2 separate regions of the Homo sapiens genome follow, and region 1 is linked to region 2. Evidence: read pairs that join two places in POLR2A ChIA-PET (ENCODE). Cell type or tissue: CD4-positive, alpha-beta T cell. All regions are shown on one strand. Each heading gives the region's core, and the rest is flanking DNA. Links, peaks and the distances in the headings are about the cores only. Region 1 holds the start of PELI3 (pellino E3 ubiquitin protein ligase family member 3). Region 2 holds the start of ZDHHC24 (zDHHC palmitoyltransferase 24).

Region 1 (4,376 bases), core at 215-4,214, 79 kb after region 2:
CCATTTGCAAAACAGGGGAAACAGAGGCACAGGGAAGTTCAGCAACTTGCAGAGGCAGGATTTGAACCAAGCAGTTTTGCTGGAGAACCAGAGTTCTTCACCCCACACCACACACACTAGGTGCTTTAGGAAAGGCAGCTGGTGTTAACATTTTTCTCATCTGATCAGGAAGTTGGGTGGTTAGAGTTGTCACAGTACTTTGTGAAAAATGGGAAGATAAAATAATAATTATGAATTGAGGTGGGTTTGGTCAATTTTGTCTTTCAGCTAGGAAGGTGAGGAGGGACAAACAGCTGAAGGCCCTATGTGGGGGGAGGAGGGGTCGGGCCCTTGTTCTGGCTGCGTTGGGTGGGTGTCTGGTGCTTCACCCCTTCTAGGCCAGGGATGCTCACCCCAGGACGATGAGTTCACCATACTTGATGGGCTCCTCGCCTGGCTGCGCATCTTCACCGGGAGAGGAGAGAACGCAAGAGCCCTTGTTCCCCCGGTGCTGGAGGTCTGAGGTTCGGGGGGACCCCACTTCAGGGTTTCCTTCCAGCACCATTCTGGGCAGAGTGGGAGAGAAAAGAGCTTTGTAGGTTCCCACCCCAGCCCGGCTCAATTCCAGCTGCAGCCTGCTGCAGGGCCGCCTAGGCTAAGGCAAGGGTGACCTTTCACCGCCTCTACTGCTATGGCAACCACTTCCCCTCTGCCTCCTCTAAACTGCCCGAGGTTGCTGGGATACCAGGGAGGGGTGGCACAGTGAAGAGAGTCAGGATATTCAGTGGTGCCAAAGAGATGGACCAACTTGGGGTGGCCAGAGGCTGCTTTTTGGCCAAGATCCCAGTCTGGGATGTGCTTCAAAGCGGGGCACCCAATGAGTTGGGGGCCGTTACCCCTCATCTCAGACTCAGTTCCTGCTTATAGCTCTTAGCCTCTGGACCTCTGATTTAGCCTCTCTGACAGGTTCTTTGAATCTACCTGTCCATCTGAATCTTTCTTGCCCCTTTGAGGTCTAGGCCTCTGTCTGTCCATCTGCTTTCTCAATGACTCTCTGTCCTCCCAGCCGCTGTCCTTTTTGCCGTCTCTCTCCCCCCATTCCCCATCTCTGCCTGTCTGCCCGCCTCCGCCTCACCATCTGCCTCAGTCTCCCCATCTCGGCCTCCCCCTGCGGGTAGGCCAATAGACTCCTCCTGGGTGCGCGCTCTTCCCTCCCTCAGGTGTCTGTCTGCGTCCCCAGCCGCCCGGGTCTCAGGAGGCCTGCGGAGGCGGCGCTCCCCCCTCGAGCTCGGGCTGCAGCACAGCCGTCTCCCGCAGGCAGCCCGTTTGGAAAACATCCCCGCGCCAGAGGGACCGCGCCGGGGCAGGCCCGCGCCCTGCGCCCCGGGCGGGCAGAACGGGAACCGCGGCCCAGCACCTACGCAGGTCCACACCCGGCGGCCCCTCCGCACAACACGCGCGCGTGCACGGCCCCGCACGCCCCGGGCCCGGACGGCGCAGAGACCACCCGCACCCGCGACCGCAGGGACGCGCGGGCGCGCAGCAGCCACCGGCGCCCGCCCTCGGACCCACTCCCTCCACCACCCCCAGACACGCAAACACGCCCCCCGCGCCCGCCGGGGCCCGCCTGGCGCAGCCCCCGCCCCCTCCGCCCCGGCGGCCTCACCTGGCCACGCTCCGGGCCCCGCTGGGCGCCGCTCCCTCCCCGCCTAGCCCCTGCTCGGCCCCGGGCCGCTGCGGCGGGATGGGCCCGGCCCGCGGCGGCTCCGCGCTGCCTCGTCACGGGGACACCCAGGGCCGGGGGAGGGGGATGAGCGCGAACAGCCACGCTCCGCCCCCTGTCCGGAGGCCCCGCCCCATTTTCCCCGCCCCTAGGAGAGCTCCGCCTCGCTCCAGACTCCGCCTCTTGCGGCGATGCTCAGCCTTCGTAGGCGGAGCTCCGCCCCTTCGCAGGAGACCACGCCCTTCCCCTGGTACCGCCCTCTGACCAGGGAAGCCCCGCTCTCCACTCCGTCTGAGGGACTCCCTTGCCCCTCCTAGCCGGCTCAGGACTCCCCCGTAGTCTACACGACCCCTCCCCCATTTCAGACTCCCCAAACTCCGCCTCCATTTCCGGGGACTCCGGGGTTCTCCCAGAGACATGGGCGCCCCTCCCCACTGTCGGTCAGGGCCCTCACACGGCGCTGGAGGCCCCTTCCCTAGCCTTAGGCCCGGGACTACGCACCCCCAGCTCCGACACCCCGCCTACCATCTGGGGACGCCACGCAATTAGAGGAGAGGAGGAAAATGCTAAAGGCAAAGGGGGTGTGCGGCAGCGGTGGAGGCCGGGGAAAGCAGCTGCAGTTGACCAGAGTCGCAGACCTGTCTTCCAGCCCAGCTCGGGCACCCCCCATTCCCCTCCCCTCAGTCCCCTCCCCTCCGCCAGGATGCACACACCCCCCGCTGTGCTGCAAAGGAAAGAGAGTTTTGGGGGAGCACCGCCCCTTCTGGGCCTGGGGCTTGCGAGAGATCTATCAGTCTACGTTAGGCGCTGTGCGCTGTGCTTTGAGCAAATTAAACCCTTTACTTTAATCCTGGGAGGCAGGCACGATAGTTGCCCATTTTACAGATGAGGAAATAGATTTACAAAAGTGACTTGCTTGTTGTAGTTTGCTAGAAACGGGCCAAGAGAGAATCTCAGCTGTATGAGTGGCTTCAGTCTCAACTCCTAACTTCGTACCTTGTCGTTCTGACTAGGGATGGAGCCTCAGAGGTGCAGAAGAGAAACCTTGTCTGCATCAGGTAAGGTCCCTATTGCTCAGTACTCTTGGTCTGGAACTATAAAGGCTGGATTATAGTTCCAGATCAAGTCTTTGGTCTTGTGGGGGGCGGTGGGGGTGTTTAATGAGAAAATCAAGGAAGACTGCACAGAGGAGGTGGCTTTTGACTTCCATTATGAAGGATGCATGTTTAGTTTGCCTAAACATTCCTGAGAGGGAGCCGCTGCCACTCCCACCCCCACAAACTTGTTGCACCTGAAGTTCCCCATCTACCAGACTCCCCTGGGGCCCTACTATATCCACCCCGCTAACTCCTCCACCTAAAAATAGCCAAAGATACCAACTGCTTTGCCAACTGTTCTGGGGCCCAGCGGCTAGATGAAACAAGAAAGCAGCCGACGGCACATCCTTTAGGGGAAAAGACACTCGTTAGTCACAGAGAATCTCCCTGCGAGACTTCCACCAAGCAGGACACCACCAGACCGCTGGGCTGCTGGCTGCAGGTCACACAAACCCTGTGACACAGGATAGCTGCCCTCACTGATGCCACCAGAGGCGTCCATTGTGCTGGGTGTGCACGGGGACCCTGGGACAGCCTCACTCCCTTGTGTACCCCCAGCTTTTAATGCATTGCCTGCCAGAGCAGGTCCTCAGTGAATATATACTGAATCCCTGTTATAATCCCCAATTTACACACCAGGAAGCTGAGGCTCAGGCAGAAGAAGAAACTTGCCCCAGGTCACAAGCCAGGCAGATGTGGAGCTGATGCTTCACAGGAGCCCCAGTGCTTCCACCTGACACTGGACTGCATGGAGGAAGGTCTGAGAGGGATCACCAAGACTCACTGGAGGAGGAGGCAGGGATTTCTCCTGGGGCAGTACTGGGATTGGAGCTGCATGGTGGCACAGCCAGACCATCAGGCCTCAGGGAGGCTGAGGTGGGCCCGACACCAGGATTGCCCAAGTAAGGGAGAGGAAGGGAGAGTTAGGACACCAGTAGCAGATGCCTAAGTTCCAACCTTGGCTTCTGGCTCTAAATCCAGCGCTCTGCTCCAAGAACTCCAGCTTCTTAATCTCACTAAGCTTCAGTTTCCTTATGTGTAAAATGGGAATAATAATGATACTTGTGGTGAATAGGATTTTGCAGTATTGCTTTGAAATTCCTTTGTCAACCCTCCCTTTTCTCTCTTCAATCTAGATCTTGTCCCTGTTGGTTCAAAGAAAGGAATAAAATAGAAACTTTATTTCTTTCTTAAAAAATTTTATTATTATTATACTTTAAGTTTTAGGGTACATGTGCACAACGTGCAGGTTTGTTACATATGTATACATGTGCCATGTTGGTGTGCTGCACCCATTAACTCATCATTTAGCATTAGGTATATCTCCTAATGCTATCCCTCCCCCCTCCTCCCACCCTACAACGGTTCCCGGTGTGTGATGTTCCCCTTCCTGTGTCCATGTGTTCTCATTGTTCAATTCCCATCTATGAGTGAGAAAATGTGGTGTTTGGTTTTTTGTCCTTGCGATAGTTTGCTGAGAATGATGGTTTCCAGCTTCATCCATGTCCCCTACAAAGGACATGAACTCATCATTTTTTATGGCTGCATAGTATTCCATGGTGTATATGTGCCACATT
Region 2 (4,342 bases), core at 1-4,000:
TCCTGCCCCCTCTACTTGGGAAAGTCTGGGAGTGAAAATAGCTCAGGGAGGGAGGGGCCCTGAGTGCCCAACGGGCTGGGCCTGGGTAGCAGCTGCCCCTGTGCCCCTCTTTGGCGCCCCCGAGGTGCTGCCTCAGCACTAAGTGTCCATCTGGCTGGAGAGTCAGGTTACAGCGTAAGGGGACCCAGGTCTCCCCTCCTCCCCGACCTATGGCCTTTTCAGCAGACTCAGGGCCCCATGCCTGGGGTATCTTGGGAAAGAATGGGGGTAGGGAAAAGGGTAAAGATCCTCAGGTTGCGGGGGTCCTGATGTCTGACAGTCTGTGATGTGGGGCCTGTCTGTGCTCTTTCTGGGCTTCAGTTTCTTCAATTGTTAAATGAGATACAGCGACTATGGACCCCACCCTGGAGACGAGGTGGGGTGGGGTCTGAGAGGACCCTTCTCACTACCCCCACACTCCCAAGTCCACTAGTTGCCTGACTGCAAGCCTTCAGGGTGGGGTCTGGGAATATTTAACTAGAAGAAGATTCTTCTTTCTGAACCCCCCCTAACTTGGATCTCCTGGGGTTTGCCCAGCCTGTTTTCAGCAGCAGAAGTGGGGCAGTGGGCCCAGGGGAATGAACCCTGGTGGGGGTGGGGAGCCCAGAAACTCTCTTGTCATTTTAAACCCCTCTTGAGGGCTCCCAGCCCTCTCCTCCAGCCCTGGGGACAGCAGGCAGCTGATGGGCAGAGCCTGGGCTGGGGATTAGCACTCTAGGTTAAAGACAAGCTCTGCCCCTGCACTGCTGAGATGCCCAGGACAAACAGCCCGGCCTCTCAGGCCTCGGTTTTGCTGTCAGGAAATGGGCGAGCACTCACTTTCCGCTGCTGCTTCTCCCAGGCCGGGTCCAGCAGCAGGTCGCGGTCCCAGTCCTCCTCCTGTTCCATGTACTCGCCGCCCCCGCCGCCGCCCGCAAAGCGCCCCTCCCCGGCCCCCAGACCCTCGGGCTGCATAACCATCATCATCTCGATCGGGCTCCTGGCTTCGCTCCGCTCGGCACGCTCTCGGACACCCGGGCCCCATTAAGTAGGGCCCAGCCCAGCCCCAGATCGAATTCGCACTAAATATGGGGGAGGAGGGAGGGGCCGGATGGGGGTGAAGGAGCTCGGGTTGGACCTGGCAAGGGGTTGTCCTGAAGCCGGGAACTGCGGGACTCGGGGGCGCCGGGGTGGATCTCGCGGCGGAGATCCTGGGTTTGCATTCCTGCTCCGCTGCTGGGGCGCTGTGTGACCTTGAGAAATCCACGGGACCTCTCTGAGTCTGTTTACTCCTCTCCACAATAGAAAGGCCGATAATAATAGTGGCCGCGGGCCGCTCTAGAGGCTGCCCTCTGGAGCTCCTCGTGAGCCTCTTCCAGCACCTCGCTGGTGGGACACAGAGCCCTATCCCCATTTCACAGTCAGGAACACAGAGGCGCCGAGCTGTTTTGCATGTTTTCTGGGGTGATGGAGACACCCGGGCATGGGGAACGGCTCTGAGCCAGCTGGATGGGCTGCGGCAGGGCTATTAATATCGGGGCGGCTGTGGGGAGTAGGGGAGAATGTGCTGAGCCGGGAAACCCCGACACCACCCCGGCTGCAACTCAATCCCCCGGGCACTCCTGGCCCCCGCGCCAGCGGGCGGGGCTCCGACGGGATGGGAGGAGCCTCCAGGGTGGGCGGGTCAATCACTCCGCGGCGTTATCCGGGCTCCAGCGCCGCGGGATTCCGAGCGCCTCCACTGCTGGTCCGTTGGCCAGATCAACTCGCCGCGTGGGCCGGCCGTTCCCTGAGAGTCTGAGCGCTCGCCGCACCCCCTTCCGAGCTTCTATTGGCCGTAGCAGACGTCCGTCTGCCGCTATCTCCGCCCCAATACGGAAGCGGCCTAGTCCTCCGGCTCCGACAGCTGGGTGTCCAGGCCATGGGGCAGCCCTGGGCGGCTGGGAGCACGGACGGGGCGCCCGCGCAGCTGCCTCTCGTGCTCACCGCGCTGTGGGCCGCGGCCGTGGGCCTGGAGCTGGCTTACGTGCTGGTGCTCGGTCCCGGGCCGCCGCCGCTGGGACCCCTGGCCCGGGCCTTGCAGCTGGCGCTGGCCGCCTTCCAGCTGCTCAACCTGCTGGGCAACGTGGGGCTCTTCCTGCGCTCGGATCCCAGCATCCGTGGCGTGATGCTGGCCGGCCGCGGTCTGGGCCAGGGCTGGGCGTGAGTGGGGTGCGGGATCGGGCGGGGAGAAGTGGGAGCCTTGGACAGGGGGGAGGGGCCCCAAGACCTGAGATGTTAGAACCGGGTTACATTAGGATCCAGGTTGTTAGAATCAGACATTTTTTTAGAACCTGGGATGGAAGAGCTAGAATTGAGTGTTATTTATTTACTCGCAAATACTTATTGGGAGCCTACTAGGTGCAAGGTTTTGTTACAGGGACGAAGGGTACAATAGAACAAATTCCTGATTTGAGGGGGGTGCAGATGAGAAACTAGAGGAATAATAAGCAAATCATATAGAATGCTAGAAGGTGATAGTAGTTTGGAAACAAGAAGTAGAGCAGGGTAAAGGGGTTGCAAGTTTCAATATTAAATAGGTGGTTAGGCCGGGTGCGTTGGCTCACATCTGTAATCCCAGCACTTTGGGAGGCCGAGGCCGGCGGATCACTTAAGGTCAGAAGTTTACCAGCCTAGCCAACGTGGTGAAACCCCGTCTCTACTAAAAATATAAAAAAATTAGTCGGGCATGGCGGCACGTGCCTGTAATCTCAGCTACTGGGGAGGCTGAGGCAAGAGAATTGTTTGAACCTGGGAGGCGGAGGTTGCAGTGAGCCGAGATCGAGCCACTGCACTCCAGCCTGGGTGACAGAGCAAGACTCCCTCCGTCTCAAATAAATAAATACATAAATAAACAGGTGGTAAATTCTCATCACAAAAATATGAGTGTTTGAGGTAATGGCTATCCTAATTAGCTTGATTTATTCCAAGCTGTACTGATAAATCATAACATCACTTGGTATCCCATAAGTATATACAACTGGAATTTGTCAATTTATAATTAGAAAAAAAAATTACACCAGGTACAGGCTCTACACACACATTTTATGCCAGGCAGAGGCTTTTGCTGAGACTGAGGCTGTAGTGTGCTATGATCACACCTGTGAACAACCACTACACTCCAGCCTGGGTAATGTAGCGAGACTCTGTCCCTAAAAATTTTTTTTAATTAATTTTTAAAATAATATACATAAATGTGTGGTCAAGGTAGACCTCATAGAGAAGGAGGCATTTGAGCAAAAAACTTGGAGGGCGTGGGGGGCGGTTAGCCATGTGGGAATCTGAGGGAAAGGTGTTCCAGGCAGAGGTAACAAGTGGTGCAAAGGCTCTGAGGCAGTTGTGTACCCAGCATGTATGTTCCCAGAACAGCAAGAAGGCCAGTGTGGCTGGAGTGCAGTAAGAGAGGGGAAGAGATGTCACAGATAGAAGGATGTTGTAGGACACTGAAGGCTTTGCTTTTTACTAGAAATAAATTGGAGAACCACAGGAGGGTTTTAAGCAGAGGAGGGTCAGTTTGGTTGCTGGGGTGAGACCGTACGAGGTGGGGCAAAGGTGGAATCGGAGACCAGTCAAGAGGCTATTGCAGTAATCCAGAGAGTTCCTAGTGACCTGGACAAAGGGGTGACCGTGGAGGAAGGGAGGGATTTGCTGCTGGATGTCAGTGGCTTGAGAGAGGTCTCAGGACTGGGGATGTTAGGGCTGGAAGAGACCTCAGACCTGTAGTGCTAGAACTAGAAGGGCCTGGGACATCTTGTTTAGCCTGCATTTACTTGTAAAGAAATTGAGGCTTAGCCAGGGCAAATGGCTGTTGCCACTTCCGCAGGATGGGCTCTGGGGCAGCCCTGTGCACAATATGGGGCATCTGAGCTGCTGGGGGAACTGACGCTGTGGTTCCTTCCTGCAGTTACTGCTACCAATGCCAAAGCCAGGTGCCGCCACGCAGCGGACACTGCTCTGCCTGCCGCGTCTGCATCCTGCGTCGGGACCACCACTGCCGCCTGCTGGGCCGCTGCGTGGGCTTCGGCAACTACCGGCCCTTCCTGTGCCTGCTGCTTCATGCCGCCGGCGTCCTGCTCCACGTCTCTGTGCTGCTGGGCCCTGCACTGTCGGCCCTGCTGCGAGCCCACACGCCCCTCCACATGGCTGCCCTCCTCCTGCTTCCCTGGCTCATGTTGCTCACAGGTGGGGAGCCTGGGAGGCCTCTGCACAGAGGCAGGGGCCCTGGTATTGGGCTGGGGAGTACAGCCCATTCTGGTGGGAGACGGGCTTTCTGGCCTGGGGGACC

What was found. Peaks named below come from ENCODE experiments on the same cell type or tissue, not always from the same donor. Only the 100,000 strongest peaks of a DNase experiment are listed, where the experiment ranks them.
Region 1: POLR2A ChIA-PET joins it to region 2 with 14 read pairs; 16 of 35 experiments call an interaction of 5 or more read pairs at or near these places.

Annotation. Positions count from the first base shown.
Region 1 is chr11:66,464,297-66,468,672 of GRCh38, reverse strand. It overlaps PELI3 (pellino E3 ubiquitin protein ligase family member 3), which reads right to left and starts at 1,768. Exons shown (of 8, transcript NM_145065.3): 1 at 1,646-1,768; 2 at 393-545. The coding sequence starts at 544. RefSeq lists silencers at 1,281-1,630, 1,641-1,850 and enhancers at 2,802-3,301, 3,302-3,803. In CD4-positive, alpha-beta T cell, for the core only: a CTCF peak has its summit at 1,225; DNase peaks (open chromatin) are centred at 682, 1,422, 1,932 and 3,216; H3K4me3 peaks cover 1,652 bases; H3K27ac peaks cover 975 bases.
Region 2 is chr11:66,543,601-66,547,942 of GRCh38, reverse strand. It overlaps ZDHHC24 (zDHHC palmitoyltransferase 24), which reads left to right and starts at 1,895. Exons shown (of 3, transcript NM_207340.3): 1 at 1,895-2,220; 2 at 3,962-4,239. The coding sequence starts at 1,940. It overlaps ACTN3 (actinin alpha 3), which reads right to left and starts at 1,040. Exons shown (of 21, transcript NM_001104.4): 1 at 859-1,040. The coding sequence starts at 1,005. RefSeq lists enhancers at 1,293-1,342, 1,413-1,472, 2,621-2,730 and silencers at 1,593-1,722, 1,903-2,142. In CD4-positive, alpha-beta T cell, for the core only: no CTCF peak of the experiment used is centred there; DNase peaks (open chromatin) are centred at 1,212, 1,782 and 3,972; H3K4me3 peaks cover 3,207 bases; H3K27ac peaks cover 2,148 bases.